2 separate regions of the Homo sapiens genome follow, and region 1 is linked to region 2. A link is a contact called in ENCODE Hi-C or POLR2A ChIA-PET data. All regions are on one chromosome and are shown on one strand. Each heading gives the region's core, a stretch centred on a gene start or an enhancer-like site at or near the end of the contact. The rest is flanking DNA. Distances are from core to core; before and after follow the strand shown.

Evidence for each region. A loop is a pair of places that touch in the nucleus more often than their neighbours do. ChIA-PET counts read pairs that join two places held with the same protein, here RNA polymerase II (POLR2A). Pooled maps may share reads with other maps.
Region 1: a map of IMR-90 shows a loop between it and region 2 (2.2-fold over the local background). The contact joins the promoter of CX3CL1 here to the enhancer-like site in region 2. A Hi-C loop is called at or near these places in 20 of 168 maps with a recorded cell type or tissue (GM12878, IMR-90, Panc1 and 10 more), 31 of 37 single-sample maps with no recorded cell type and 23 of 50 pooled maps. POLR2A ChIA-PET finds 5 or more read pairs at or near these places in 12 of 52 experiments (A549, B cell, GM10248 and 8 more).

What each region holds. Positions count from the first base shown.
Region 1 is chr16:57,366,547-57,374,104 of GRCh38, forward strand. It overlaps CX3CL1 (C-X3-C motif chemokine ligand 1), which reads left to right and starts at 5,944. Exons shown (of 3, transcript NM_002996.6): 1 at 5,944-6,092. The coding sequence starts at 6,023.
Region 2 is chr16:57,318,858-57,326,372 of GRCh38, forward strand. It overlaps the pseudogene RPL23AP91. Among named protein-coding and RNA genes, the nearest start is that of TRL-CAG2-2, 22 kb to the left of the region's middle. Within about 2 kb of position 6,004, at least 2 of the 41 ENCODE cell types and tissues checked have a DNase peak (open chromatin) inside an H3K27ac peak, as active enhancers do; they include B cell, where a contact is called at or near this core.

The DNA of each region.
Region 1 (7,558 bases), core at 4,694-7,193, 48 kb after region 2:
AGGGAGTATTAGTCAGGAAAGGCTACCTCCTGCAACAAACACCTCCAAATCTCAGTGGCTCAACTCAGCAGAAGCTATTTCTTCTCACACGAAGTCTAATCAAGCATTCTCAGTCTTAGGCAACCTTCCATGTGGTCATTTCAGGGACCGAGACCCCTTCCTTCTGGTACAGCCAGCGTGGTCACAGGCAGAGGAAATGCTAAGCACACGTGGGCAATCCTCCTTACTGGCCAGAAAAGATAAGCTGGGAGAGCTGGGTGGGACTGGGTCCCAGGGGCCCTGGAGGTGGCGGCAGGGGAGGCCCCCTGGTCATGCCCATCCCTTCTCCCATCCTGGTCCTGCAGGAGTGCCCCGATCTCCCCATCCTCCTCTCCAGAGCTGTTTCTGTGCTACTTCCAGGGCTGGGGAGTCCCTCATATCCCTCAAGAACAGCACAGGCTCCCTGCTCTCTGGGGCACAGGGTCCTGGCCACCTGAGGGCTTGTGGAAGGTGGGGACAAGGACACCCCCATTCTCACCACCCCCACCCCACCCCAGAGGAAATTTTTGCCGTCCAGTGCTACCCATTTTTTTTTCTCATCATTACTCTAGTTATCCCTCAGTCCAAGACCTTCCCAGCTCTCTCTGGCCTGTGAACAGCATCCTCATTCTTCACTCCCGCTTCACAATTCTCTGCAGTTGGGCCTAGCCGCAGCCTCCATTGGAGCCAATGGCATCCAGCCATTCCTCACCCCTGAATACGTACTGTGCCTTCCACCTTGGTGAGGCTTTCACCTCTGCCTGGAATGGTCTGTCAAAATCCTGCCTAGGTGCATGTGGCAGGGTGCCAGCCCAGCATGCCACAGCTGACTTGCAAATCACAAGGGGACTAATTCTTCTATAATAAAGATGTCTAGCAATCACCCATCGATCCATCAATCCCATCCATCCAAGGAAAATTGGAGCAACTGGTCCATGTGAAGTGTACAGTATTACTCATAATAGATTCTTGCCAAGAGTATGTAGCCTGGGTCTAATCAAGCCTTTAGATCTAACTTTCGGTTTACAGGAAATAAATAGGATAGAGGAACAAATTAGATGACATCACAAGGAAATAACTAAATAACTAAATTAAGAATGAGAACACCGTATAAGACAATGGACTTGACTTTGCTCTTTTTTTTTTTTTTGAGGCAGAGTCTCACTCTGCCGCCCAGGCTGGATTGCAGTGGCGCGATCTCAGCTCACTGCAACCTCCACCTCCAGGGTTCAAGCAATTCCCTAGCCTCAGCCTCCCAAGTAGCTGGGATTATAGGTGCATGCCACCATGCCCACCTAATTTTTGTATTTTTAGTAGCGACGGGGTTTCACCATGTTGGCCAGGCTGGTCTCAAACTCCTGACCTCAAGTAATCTGCCTGCCTTGGCCTCCCAAAGTGCTGGGATTACAGGCATGAGCCACCACACCCGGCCGACTTGACTCTTAAGAAAGTTGAAGTCATTAAAAAATGTGCAAGTGGTCTGTGTAGACTCAAAAATACCCATATGCAGTGCATGAACCTAGATCGGATCCTCGTTCAAAAGATAAAAGCAAGGAGGGAATAAAGGAAAGAAAGAAGGAAGGGAGGGAGGCGCCAGGTGTGGTACCTCACGCCTATAATTCCAGCACTTTGGGAGGCCAAGGTGGGCAGATCGCTGGAGCCCAGGAGTTTGAGACCAGCCTGGGCAACATGGGAAAACCCCATCTCTACAAAAAAAAAAAGTACAGTAATTAGCCAGGCATGGTGGCGTGAGCCTGTGGTCCCAGCTCCTCGGGAGGTTGAGCTGGGAGGATCGCTTGTGCCTGGGAAGTCGAGGCTGCAGTGAGCTGAGATTACACCATTGCACTCCTGCCTGGGTGACAGAGAGGGACCCTGTCTCGAAAAGATAAATAAATGGCCGGGCGCGGTGGCTCATGCCTGTAATCCCAGCACTTTGGGATGCCAAGGCGGGTGGATCACAAGGTCAGGAGATAAAGACCATCCTGGCTAACACAGTGAAACCCCATCTCTACTAAAAAAAAAAATACAAAAAAAAAAAAAAATTAACTGGGTGTGGCGGCGTGCGCCTGTAGTCCCAGCTATATTTGGGAGGCTGAGGCAGGAGAATGGCGTGAACCCAGGAGGCAGAGCTTGCAGTGAGCCGGGACGGCGCCACTGCACTCCAGCCTGGGTGACAGAGCGAGATTCCGTCTCAAAAAATAAAATAAAATAAAATAAAATAAAAATAAATGAATAAAATAAAAAAGAAAGGGAGTGAGGGAGAGAAGAAAGGAGGCAGGAAGAAGGAAAGAGGGAGAGAGGAGAAACCACAAAATACATTTTGGGGACAATTGGAGAAATTTGGGTATGAACTGGGTGTTAGATGACATACAGGAATTATTGTTAATTTTGTTAGATGGGATAATGATATTACATGTATGTAAGACAATAGCTTTATTCTAAGGAGATGCATGCTGGAATATTTAGGGGAAAAGTGTCAAGCATCTATAATTTACTTTGTAATGGTTTGGCTAAAAAATAAAAATAAAAAAGATAAAACAAATATTAAAAAATGCTAATCATTGGTGGTAGAGGTTTTGTTTGTTTGTTTGTTTGTTTGTTTGAGGCAGAGTTTCTCTCTTGTTGCCCAGGCTGGAGTGCAGTGGTGCAATCTCGGCTCACCGCAACCTCTGCCTCCCGAGTTCAAGCAATTCTCTCCCAGCCTCCCAAGTAGCTGAGATTACAGGCACCCGCCACCACACTCAGCTAATTTTTTGTATTTTTAGTAGAGACGGGGTTTCACCATGTTGGCCAGGCTGGTCTCCAACTCCTGAGCTCTGGTGATCCACCCACCTCGGCCTCCCAAAGTGCTGGGATTATAGGCGTGAGCCACTGCGCCCAGCCATTGGTGGAGATTTGAAAGTCTTTGTACGATTCTTTCTTTTGTATTGTTGAATATTTTCCAAAACAGAAATTTTAAAGAGACAAAGCAAAATTCTGCCCATCTTCAGATGGAAAGATCATCTCTCTCACCCACCTTTCTTGTTTCCCCAACAAGCATGCAGTTCTCCCTTCCTGCCCGAGCCCACAGCCTCTAGCCCTCTGGTAGGGCTGGCAACTTCTCTCTCCTACTGAGCTACAGCTCCTGGGGGCAAGGACTTCAGCTCACTTGCCTTTGTGTCCCCCATCCCACCACATTGCCTGGCACACACCGGGCTCAATAACAGATACTAATGCCTCCTGCGTGCCAGGCACTGTGAAAGTCCTTAGTTTTATTCACTGTCGTGGTGGCTTGATGAGGTGGCTGTTTGCATCCCATTTTACATATAGGGAAGCTGAAATGCAGAGAGAGGTTAAGTCACTTGCCCAAGGGAACACCCCTTATCCGTGGTGGAGTCCTGCTGATGTATTTATTTATTTTTTTTCAGATAGGGTCCCACTCTGTGCCCAAGCTGGAGTGCAGTGGCATGATCATGGCTCAATGCAGCCTCAACCTCCCCAGGCTCACTTGATCCTTCCACTTTAGCCTCCTGAGCAGCTGGGACTGCAGGCACAGGCCACCACACTAATTTTCGTATATTTTTTGTAGGGAGGGGGTTTCACCATGTTTGTAGAGAGGGGGTTTTGCCAGGCTGGTCTCAGATTCCCGGGAATCTGCCTCTGCCTCCTGCCTCGGCCTCCCAAAGTGCTGGGATTACAGGTGTGAGCCACCACATCCGGCCTGGAGTCCTGTTTAGCCTTGGGTCTGGCTAGCCTGAAAGCCTGGTTATTGTGTCCAAATTAAATCTAAATTCAGTTCTTAACATCCTAATGAGATAGATGGGGGTGATCATTCCCATTTTATGGGAGTAGAAGCTGGACCTGGGGAGGGTAGAGGGTGTCCAAAGGGTCAAATGAGGAAAAGCAGAGCCGTGCTTTGCATTTTCGCTTCTATTTTATGCCAGGCTCTGTCCCGTACCCTATGGACATAAACTCACTTAGTCTTCACATTGGTCCTCGCAGTGAGGGTGGAGGCAGGTGGTGGACCCTACTGGTCTTGAGCTCAGACCTCAGAGCCAGCTGGCTGGGACGAATCCAGGATCCCTCATTTCCTGGCTGGTGAACCTAAGAAAATGTCTTTTTTTTTTTTTTTTTTTAGACAGAGTCTCACTCTGTCACCCAGGCTAGAGTGCAGTGGCGTGATCTTGGCTCACTGCAACCCTCTGCCTCCCAGGTTCAAGCGATTCTCCTGCCTCAGCCTCCCAAGTAGCTGGGATTACAGGTGTGCACCACACCCAGCTAATTTTTGTATTTTTAGTAGAGACGAGGTTTCACCGTGTTGGCCAGGCTGGCCTCGAACTCCTGACCTCAGGTGATCCACCCACCTCAGCCTCCCAAAGTGCTGGGATTACAGGCGTGAGCCATCGCACTCGGCCTCCTCCTCTGTTCTTACATGAACAGAGCAGAAAGAACACGACCTCAGTTTTTATCCCTCCTTGTCCCTCTCTGGGCCTCAGTTTCACCAGTTATAAAAAGAGGGATTGGACATTGGGAATGAGAAGGCTACTAGCTTCCCATGTGCACAGGCCAGGACAGATTCTCTGAGCATGAGTGGACCTTGGCTCCTGCCAAGGGTGTTCCGCTACTTCAAGAAGTATCTAGCCTCCTAACCCCTAACCCCATGCACCAGGCAGCCCATTGGGTTGGGTGGGGGGGCGGGGGGGGGTGGTTGAGGAGAGAGAGGTCCCTGGCCTTGGGATCTGTGGCCCCTCTGCCCAGCCCAACTGGCTCATAGCGTGGGATGCTGGCTCCACAACTGGTTTCCCTCAGATTGGCAGCCTGGAGACACCAGTACAGCTCAGTCCTATACCAAGGCAGAGCTGCTGACTCTTCTGGAGTCTCAGGGATTGTTGCCACTGCCTTTAGGGAAGGCTGCCATGAAGGCAGACTGTGTTCTAATGTGCTCCCAAGGCTGGCAAGCCTCTGCACCCTTCGGTGAGAGCCTGTTGGAGGGCCGGTGCTGGGAAGCCCTCTCCCCATTGCACTAGCCCAATGCTCTCTTTGGGCAGATAGAGAACTCAGGCCCCACGAGAGGCAAGCCTTATCCAAGCCACGGCTACAGAGTTGAGGAGCCAAGAGCCACAGAGTTATCGGGGATGGGTTGGCAGCCACCTTGTTCTTTGGGCTAACAGGGGCCAGAGCAGAGGTGGGAGTGGGTGCAAAGCAGGGAGCGGGAGACCGGGAGGTGGAGGCAGGGAGGCCAGGGCTCTCTCCTGGGTCCTGAGCTGTCCACATTCTGCTCATCATGGTGGTGGGAGGGGAGTTCTCCACTCTGATGCTGTGGATAACCTGGGGTGGCTCCGGGCCTCAGTTTCCCCATCTATCCATATGAAGTTGGACTCAATCCTTCTTTCAGCAGACCCTGCACCAAGCCCCTGCTGACTTCAGGCTCCCTGCTGGGCTCTGGAGATGCATAGATCAACAAGGTCCCCCAGGAGCTTGGGATTCTAAGAGGGGAAATTTAGGGGTCCATCCTGATGTGGGCGAGGCATTCTCTGGATCAAAGAAGAGCTTGTCAGACCCAGGATGGAGGGGCCCTGAGTCTCTCCCGGCCCCTTGGCGCCCCGCTCTCTATTCCACGGCCTGCTGGCCTTTTGTGTGTTGCCCACTTAGGATCAAGGGCCCCAGGCCAGATCCTAGGGCATGTTCCCAGCTTGTGGCAGGAGAGGAGGCCTTTGTACCCAGGCAGGCCCAGTCCAGCCTCCCGGGGAAGGTCCCAGTATGACAAGCCTAGGATGGTGAGAAGCCCAGGGACACAAAGCCGGCTTGGTTCCTTGGCAACATCCTGAGGAATCCAGCGGCTGCACACTGGCTCCCTTCCTCTCCCCTCCCACCCTCCTGCCTGCGGGGGCTGGAGGCGGAGGCAGCCAACCCCATTATAAAAAGCCACAGATCTCTGGCGGCGGCAAGGGGACAGCACTGAGCTCTGCCGCCTGGCTCTAGCCGCCTGCCTGGCCCCCGCCGGGACTCTTGCCCACCCTCAGCCATGGCTCCGATATCTCTGTCGTGGCTGCTCCGCTTGGCCACCTTCTGCCATCTGACTGTCCTGCTGGCTGGTAAGTGGGGCTTGACTTGGGCACAAACAGGGTAGGGAGCCCCCAGCCCCTTGTCTATCCCTCAAGCCTGACATCAGGGGCCCCAGACCCTGCCTGGGTAAAGCTCAAGGCCGGTGGCAGCCGCTTCCCCAGGGATGTGCGAGAGGGGGCTGGGCACCTCGCTTCCCCCAGATGCAGCGCTGGACAGATTTCCAGTTGCCAGCGACCGCCCTGCCTGGCCCAGCGAGCAAAGTGGCTGTGCCTGGAAGCACAGAGAGGTGGTGTGGGTGGCATAAGGGAGCCAGGTGTGGGTGTGCCAGGAGGGCGGGGGTGGAGAGAGCCTGCAGAAGCTCCTGCTGGGCACTGGGGTGGGAGGCCCTGGCTGACAGTGGCTGGCTCTTTCCATCAAGCGTTAATGTGTAACCCGCAGCCCTGGCCCTGGGCCAGGCCACAGTTGGGACTTTCTCCTGTCCTGTTTTCAAAGCCCCCAGGATTAGGGGGCCCAGGACCAGTGAAGGTCAAGGTCACTGCAGCTCATGGTTGGGGCTTGCCACTGCTGTGCTAGTCTATAGCCCCAGTTGCTCTGCCTGTGTCTACCCGTCATGCTGTCTTCCTCCTCCAAGCACAGTGTAGAAAATGCTTTTGCCTCTAGTCACTTGCTTACTGAAGCCCAGGACCTGGTAGGGGTACATAATTAACCATCCTACCTGATATGGATAAGATGGAGGCCCAGAGAGGTTTAGAAACTGGCCTGACAATGCACAGCCAGCAAGTAGGGCAGGAGAAGGTAAGACACATGGGACTGAATGCAGGAGAGAGCACAGATGCACACTCACCACCTCTGTGGGCCACATCACCTCCATGAACCGCTAGCCAGCCCCCTCCTCAGGGAGTGCCCCCACCATCTGGCAGGGTGACCTTCAGAGAAGGTGGGCACACAGCAAGTCTGGGAGAATGAGAAGTAGTCCCCACTGTCCAGATATTTCCATGGAGCAAACTCACCCTGGGGCAGGGAGCAGGTGTGTGGGTGGGTGGGCACGTGAGAGTGGTGGAGGCAAATTCCTGCTGGCTTCCTGCTGTCTGGGCTGGGGCCCTGAAGCCTGAGGTGTCTGCGGACAGTGAGATCTGGAAAGCAGGGAGTCAGATGGCGGCTGCTTTGCCACAGTCCTGTTATGTGACCGTGAGCAGGGTCTTGCCTCCTCTGGTCCCAGTTGCTGCATCTTTAAATATAGCTATTACCTCTCCGGTGGATTGGGGGAGGGTGACGAGGTTCCAATGCCTATGGAGGTGTTTTGAAGAGGGCGGAGGAGGAGGATTACTTTTACTAAGCTGAGAGAGGGAAGGGTCCTAGGCTAGGATGGAAAGGGGACACTGGGGGACCCTGGGTGCTCAGACTAGCAGCCTGAGGCTTTAGAACCAGGCTTCTGCCCTCATCTTGGTCATTGGCTTTACTGGAAGATCCTGGGCATTATTGGAACCTTTCTCAG
Region 2 (7,515 bases), core at 4,754-7,253:
GCTGAGGTGGGCAGATCACCTGAGGTCAGGAGTTTGAGACTGGCCTAGACAACTGGCGAAACCCTGTCTCTATTAGAAATGCAAAAATTTGCTGGGCGTGGTGGTGGGTGCCTATAATTCCAGCTACTCAGGAGGCTGAGGCAGGAGAATCGCTTGAACCCGGGAGGTGGAGATTGCAGTGAGCCGAGATCGGGCCACTGCACTCCACCCTGGGTGACAGAGCAAGACTCTATCTCAAAAAAACAAAAAAATCTTTGCTATTGTGAATAGTGCTGCAATAAACATACGTGTGCATGTGTACTCATAGTAGAATGATTTATAATCCTTTGGGTATATTCCCAGTTGATAGACTGGATAAAGAAAATGGGGCACATATACACCATGGAATACTATGCAACCATAAAAAAGAATGAGATCATGTCCTTTTCAGGAACAAGGATGAAGCTAGAAGCCATCATTCTCAGTAAACTAACACAGGAACAGAAAACCAAACACCACATGTTCTCACTCATAAGTGGGAATTGAACAATGAGAACACATGGACACAGGGAGGGGAACATTACCCACTGGGGCCTGTCAGGGGGTGGGGGCAAGGGGAGGGATAGCATTAGGACAAATACCTAATGCATGCAGGGCTTAAAACCAAGATGACAGGTTGATAAGGGCAGCAAACCACCATGGCACATGTATACCTATGTAACAAACCTGCACATTCTGCACATGTATCCCAGAACTTAAAGTTAAAAAAAAAAAAAGAAGCACAGCAGGGGTGGGTTAGAGGGGCTGGCAACCCTAACACATTCTTCCAGAGGAGTGCCTTCCCAATGATTGTCTTTTCAACCTCGTAATGATTTAATATCTAATTTATTTATGTATTATAACATAAATACTAAATTTACTTTTCAATCAACCTTACGTGGGCATGATATAACAGTGAAATGTAAGCCTCCCTCCCTGTCCCTGACCTCTAGTTACCCTCTCCAGAGGTAAGGACTTTTGCCAGTTTTTTCAACAATGGTTTTTATGGTGATTTATGCATTTGAGAGTTTTTGAGATGCTGATGAAAAGTCCCTAGAGGAAGCAATAGGAAAGCAAGATCATGAAATGCCCAGAAAACATAGTCAAACAATCTTTTCTCTGGGCCATCTTCCTTTGCAAACAGTGGTGAAAGCTCCCCTTCCTGTATCCCAGCTAAGCACCTCTTCTTGGTGTGAGAAACTGACTGTGATTCTGCTCTGTGGGTCTCCAAATCTGATGAGACAGGTTATCACTCCATTCCAGATTGATCCTACTGATTGAGTTCCCAAACCAGCCCATTACATTGACCACTGGGAGGTCTGGGTGACTACTATTGGTTCTGGCTATAACCCCTAGTCCAGTTGGTTGTGGCCTTGGTGATGGGTTACTGGTTTCTAGTATTGTAAGCCTATATGTACATGGAACCCCTGTCCTTCTTTTCCTACATATATGATAGTATACAGAACAAATTGTTCTAAATGTTCTCTACAAGTGACTTGGACCACTCTCACCAGTTCTCTTTAACATTGCACTAGAAGTGGAAGCTAGTGCAATAAGTCAAGGAAAAGAAATAAAAGTCATAAGGATTTGGGGGGGAAGCAAAATTCATTATTATTATTATTATTATTATTATTATTATTATTATTAGAGACGGGGTCTTGCTTTGCCACCCAGGATGGAGTGCAGTAGTGCAGTCATGGCTTACCACAGCTTCAAACTTCTGGGCTCAAATGATCCTCCTACCTCAGCCTTCAAAGTAGCTGGGACTACAGGCTGATCTTGAACTGGGCTCAAGAGTTCCTCCCGCCTTGGCCTCCCAAAATGCAAGCCACCACGCTCAACTCCAAACTATCATTATTTACATGACATGATTAGGTACAGAGAAATTTCCAGTAAGTCTACAGACAAGCTACTGGAATCAATAAGTGAATCTGTGCAGAAGTTGATCTTGGTTGAAAAAGAAAGAAAACAAACAAAAATAAGTGAATTTGGAATGGCTGCTGCATCCAAGGTTAATATTTAAAAGTTAATTATATTTTTATAAATAAGCAACATATATAGACATTTGCATTAAAAAATGAAACAATTGGCAGGACATGGTGGCTCCTGCCTGTAATCCCAGCACTTTGGGAGGCCGAGATGGGCAGATCACCTGAGGTCAGGAGTTCGAGACCAGCCTTGCCAACATGGTGAAACCCCAGCTCTACTTAAAATACAAAAAATTAGCTGGGTATGGTGGTGTGCACCTGTAATCCCAGGTACTCGGGAGGCTGAGGCAGGAAAATCGCTTGAACCTGGGAGGCAGAGGTTGCAGTGAGCCGAGATCGCGACATTACACTCCAGACTGGGGGACAAGAGCGAGACTTTGTCTCAAAAAAAAAAAAAAAAAAAGAAAAGAAACATTTTAACTAAAAACTTAAAATGCTATATGATAGAATAAATGATGAAAAATCTCGAAATAGACCCTTTTCACAAGATGGCACCAAAGGCAAAGAAGGAAGCTCCTGCCCCCCTAAAGCTGAAGCCAAATCGAAGGCTTTGAAGGACAAGAAGGCAGTGCTGAAAGGTGTCCACAGCCACATAAAAAAGAAGATCCACACATCACCCATCTTCCCGTGGCCAAGACGCTGCGACTCCAGAGGCAGCCCAGATATCCTCAGAAGAGCACCCCAGGAGAAACAAGCTTGACCACTATGTTATCATCAAGTTTGTACTGGCTACTAAGTTTGCCATGAAGAAGATAGAAGACAACGTCTGGGCGCGTTGGTTCACGCCTGTAATCCCAGCACTATGGGAGGCTGAGGCGGGCGGATCACGAGGTCAAGAGATTGAGACCATCTGGCCAACATGGTGAAACTCCGTCGCTACTAAAAATACAAAAATTAGCTGGGCGTGGTGGCATGTGCCTGTAGTCCCAGCTACTTGGGAGGTAGAGGCAGGAGAATCGCTTGAACCCTGGAGAGGTGGAGGTTGCAGTGAGCTGAGATCGTGCCACTGCACTCCAGTCTGGCGACAGAAGGAGACTCCGTCTCAAAAAAAAAAAAAAAAAAAAAAAAAAAAAATTCATTGTGGATGTTAAAGCCAGCAAGCACCAGATCGAACAGGCTGTGAAGAAGCTCTATGACACTGATGTGGCCAAGGTCATCACTCTGATTCAGCCTGACGGAGAGAAGAAGGCACATGTTAGACTGGCTTCTGATTACGATGCTTTGGATGTTGCCAACAAAGTTGGGATCATCTAAACTGAGTCCGGCTGGCTAACTCTAAATATATATATCTTTTTGCCTTCCTCCAAAAAAAAACTAGAAATTATTACAATGAAAGACATACAAGACCTCTGCACTGAAAACTACAAAGTAATTTTCCAAAAAAGTTAAAGATAGCTAAATAAATGGAGAAACATACCAAAATCATAGATTGGAAGATTTATATTATAATGAATTTTTCTGATTTCTTCAAATTGATCTATAGACTTAATGTAATTCCAGTAAAATCTCAGAATGATTTTCACTGCAAGCTCATTCTAGAATTTATATGTAGAAGCAGAAAACCAGGAATGGCCAAAGTAATCCTGAAGAATAAGAACAGAGTTGGGGCTGGGCACAGTGGCTCTTGCCTGTAATCCCAGCACTTTGAGAGACTGAGGCAGGAAGATTGCTTAAGGCCAAGAGTTCAAGTCCAGCCTGGGCAACATAGCGACACCTCATTTCTATAAATAATTTTAAAAATTAGCCAAGTGTGGTGGTGTATGTCTGTGGTCCCAGCTACTCAGGAGGTTGAGGTGGGAGGATCACTAGAGCCCAGGAGGTCAAGGCTGTCGTGAGTCATGATTGTGTCACTGCACTCCAGCTTGGGAGACAGAGAGAGACCCCACCTCAAAATAAATAAATACATAAATAATAAATAAAATTTAAATTAATTAAATAAAAATAAAATTAATTAATTAATTAAGAATAAAAGAATGGCCGGGTGCTGTGGCTCACGCCTGTAATCCTAGCACTTTGGGAGGCTGAGGTGGGTGGATCACGAGGTCAGGAGATTGAGGCCATCCTGGCTAACACGGTGAAACCCCGTCTCTACTAAAAATACGAAAAAATTAGCCAGGCGTGGTGGCGGGCGCCTGTAGTCCCAGCTACTTGGGAGGCTGAGGCAGGAGAATGGCATGAACCCAGGTGGCGGAGATTGCAGTGAGCCAAGATCACGCCACTTCACTCCAGCCTCGGCGACAGAGCAAGACTCCGTCTCAAAAAAATAAAAATAAATAAATAAATAAATAAATAAATAAACAAACAAAGTTGGAGAACTTCATCAAATTCAAGACTTACTATAAATCTGCAGTGCTTTTTTAAAAAGTGGTGTTGCATCAATCAGTTACCCAAATAGGAAAATATAAATGTTGACCCCTTACCTTACAGTATATACAAAATCAACTTCAGATTTATTGTCGATCTAAATGTGAAAGATAAAACAATAAATATTTTAGAAGAAAACAGGAAAATATCATTGTGGCCTTGAAATAGGCAAATATTTTTTAAATGGTACATCAAAAAACACTAAAACTGGCCGGGGGTGGTGGCTCATGCCAGTAATCCCAGCACTTTGGGAGGCTGAGGCTGATGGATCACTTGAGGTCAGGAGTTCGAAACCAGCCTGGTCAACATGGTAAAACCCCATCTCTATTAAAATACAAAAATTAGCTGGGCGTGGTGGCGGGTGCCTGTAATCCCAGCTACTCAGGAGGCTGAGGCAGGAGAATTGCTTGAACCCAGAAAGCAGAGGTTGCGGTGAGCTGAGATCGCGCCACTGCACTCCAGCCTGGGTGACAGAGTGATACTCTGTCTCAAAAAACAAACAGACAAAACACTAAAATCTGGCTCATGCCTGTAATCCCAGCACTTTGGGAGGCCAAGATGGGAGGATCACTTGAAGCCAGGAGTTTGAGACCAGCCTGGGCAACATGGTGAAACCCTGTCTCTCCTAAAAATACAAAAATTAGCCAGGCATGGTGGCATGTGCCCATAGTCTCAGCTACTCAGGAGGCCGAGGTGGGAGAATCACTTGAACCCAGTAGGCTGAGGCTGCAGTGAGCTGAGATTGTGCCCCTGTACTCCAGCCTGGGAGACAGAGTGAGACTGTCTTAATAAATAAATAAATAAATAAATAAATAAATAAATAAATAAATAAAAAACAAAAGATAAACAAAAACCCACTAAAACCATAAAGGAAAAAAAATGGATAAGTTAGACTACATTAAAACTAAAACTTATGCTTATCAAAAGACATTGTCAAGAAAGTGAAAAGTTGGCCAGGCGTGGTGGCTCACGCCTATAATCCCAGCACTTTGGGAGGCTGAGGTGGGCAGATCACAAGATCAGGAGATTGAGACCATCCTGGCTAACACAGTGAAACCCCGTCTCTACTAAAAATACAAAAAATTAGCCAGGCATGGTGGCAGGTGCCTGTAGTCCCAGCTACTGGGGAGGCTGAGGCAGGAGAATGGCGTGAACCCGGGAGGCAGAGCTTGCAGTGAGCTGAGATTCTGCCACTGCACTCCAGCCTGGGTGACAGAGCGAGAGTCCATCTCAAAAAAAAAAAAAAAAAAAATGAAAAGTCAAGCCAAAGAGTGGAAAAAAATAATTTCATTTAGTTTTATTTTTTTGTAGACAGGGTCTTGCTATGTTGCTTAGGGTGGTCTTGAACTCCTGGCCTCACTTGATTCTTTCACCTCGGCCTCCCAAAGGGATTACAGGCAAGAGCCACTGTGACTGGCTTGGAAAAAAAACTTCTACAAAAATCAATAAGAAAACAACAGACTACTTAAGGGGAAAAAAGGGCAAAAATATTTGAATCAGCATTTCACAAAGAGGATTCCCAAATAGCCAAAAACCAAAAGAGAAAAACTTAAAATAGTGTTCACTTTCACAACCATAATAAGGAACCACTACACACCCAGCAGAATGGCTGAACAGATGCCAAATGTCAGCAAGGAAGTAGAGTATCTTAGTCCATTTCATGCTGCTATAACAAAATACCCAAGACTTGGCAATTTATAAAGAACAGAGATTTATTTCACACAGTTCTGGAGACAGGGAAGTCCAAGGTCGAGGGAATTGCATCTGACCAGGGCCTTCTTGCTGCACCATCCCATAGTGGAAAGTGAAACGGCAGAAGTGCTCATGTGAGAGAAAAGGGAAGGAGGTAGAACTCACCCTTTTATCATGAACCAACTCCAGTGATAACTAAATCACTCCTACCATAATGACATTATTCATGAAGACAGAGCCCTCAGGATCTCTAATCACCTCTTAAATGACCCACCGCTCAACACTGTTGCTTTGGGGATTAATTTTCCAAGACATGAACTTTGGGGGACACATTCAAATCATAGCATAGGGAAAGTAGAAATTTCATATACTGCCAAAGGACATGTAAATTGGTAGAGAACCTGGCAAAAAGTCTTTGGCAGTATCTGCTAAAGCAGAATATATGCATACTCATGACCCAGATGTTCTACTCCTAGATATACACTCAACAGAAATGGGTACATATGGGCTAGGCATGGTGGCTCATGCCTGTAATCTCACCCCTTTGGGAGGCTGAGGTGAAAGCATCCTTTTAGGCCAGGAGTTAGAGATCAGCTTGGGCAACATAGCAAGACCTCATCTCTGCAAAATTTTTTTTCTTTTTAAGTTAGCCTGGTGGCATGTGCCTGTAGTCCTGGCGACTCAGGACTTTGTGATTACAATGAGCTATGATTGCACCACTGCATTCCAGCCTGGGTGAGAGAGCAAGACCCCATCTCCAAAAGACAATGAAAAAGTTTACAGATGTTTACTGCATGACATATACAAGAATGTTCACAGTAACAGTATTTATAATAACTCTACACTGGAAACTACTCAAATATCTATCAATAGTAGAATGAATAAACAAACTGGTTTATTTACATATTTGTGGTTTATCTTTTTTTTTTTTTTTTTTTTTGAGATGGAGTCTTGCTCTGTTGCCCAGGCTGGAGTGCAGTGGCGCGATCTCGGTTCACTGCAACCTCTGCCTCCCGGGTTTAAGCAATTCTCCTGCCTCAGCCTCCCGAGTAGCTGGGACTACAGGTGCATGCCACCACACCCGACTAAGTTTTTCTATTTTTAGTCGAGATGGCGTTTCACTGTGTTAGCCAGGATGGTCTCGATCTCCTGACCTTGTGATCCACCCACCTCAGCCTCCCAAAGTGCTGGGATTACAGGTGTGAGCCACCGTGCTTGGCCAGTTTATCTTTTTAAACTATTTTTGTTTTAGTCAGGTCTTTTTATTTTATTTCATTTTATTTTTAAGTGTACAATTCAATGATTTTTTAGTAAATTTACAGAGTTGTGCAATAATCACCATAATTCAATTTTAGAACATTCCATTACTCAAGAAAGATCCCTCATGACTGTTAACAGTCACTCCCTTTTCTAACCAGCCCCAGTCAACTGTTGTTAATCTAATTGCTATCTC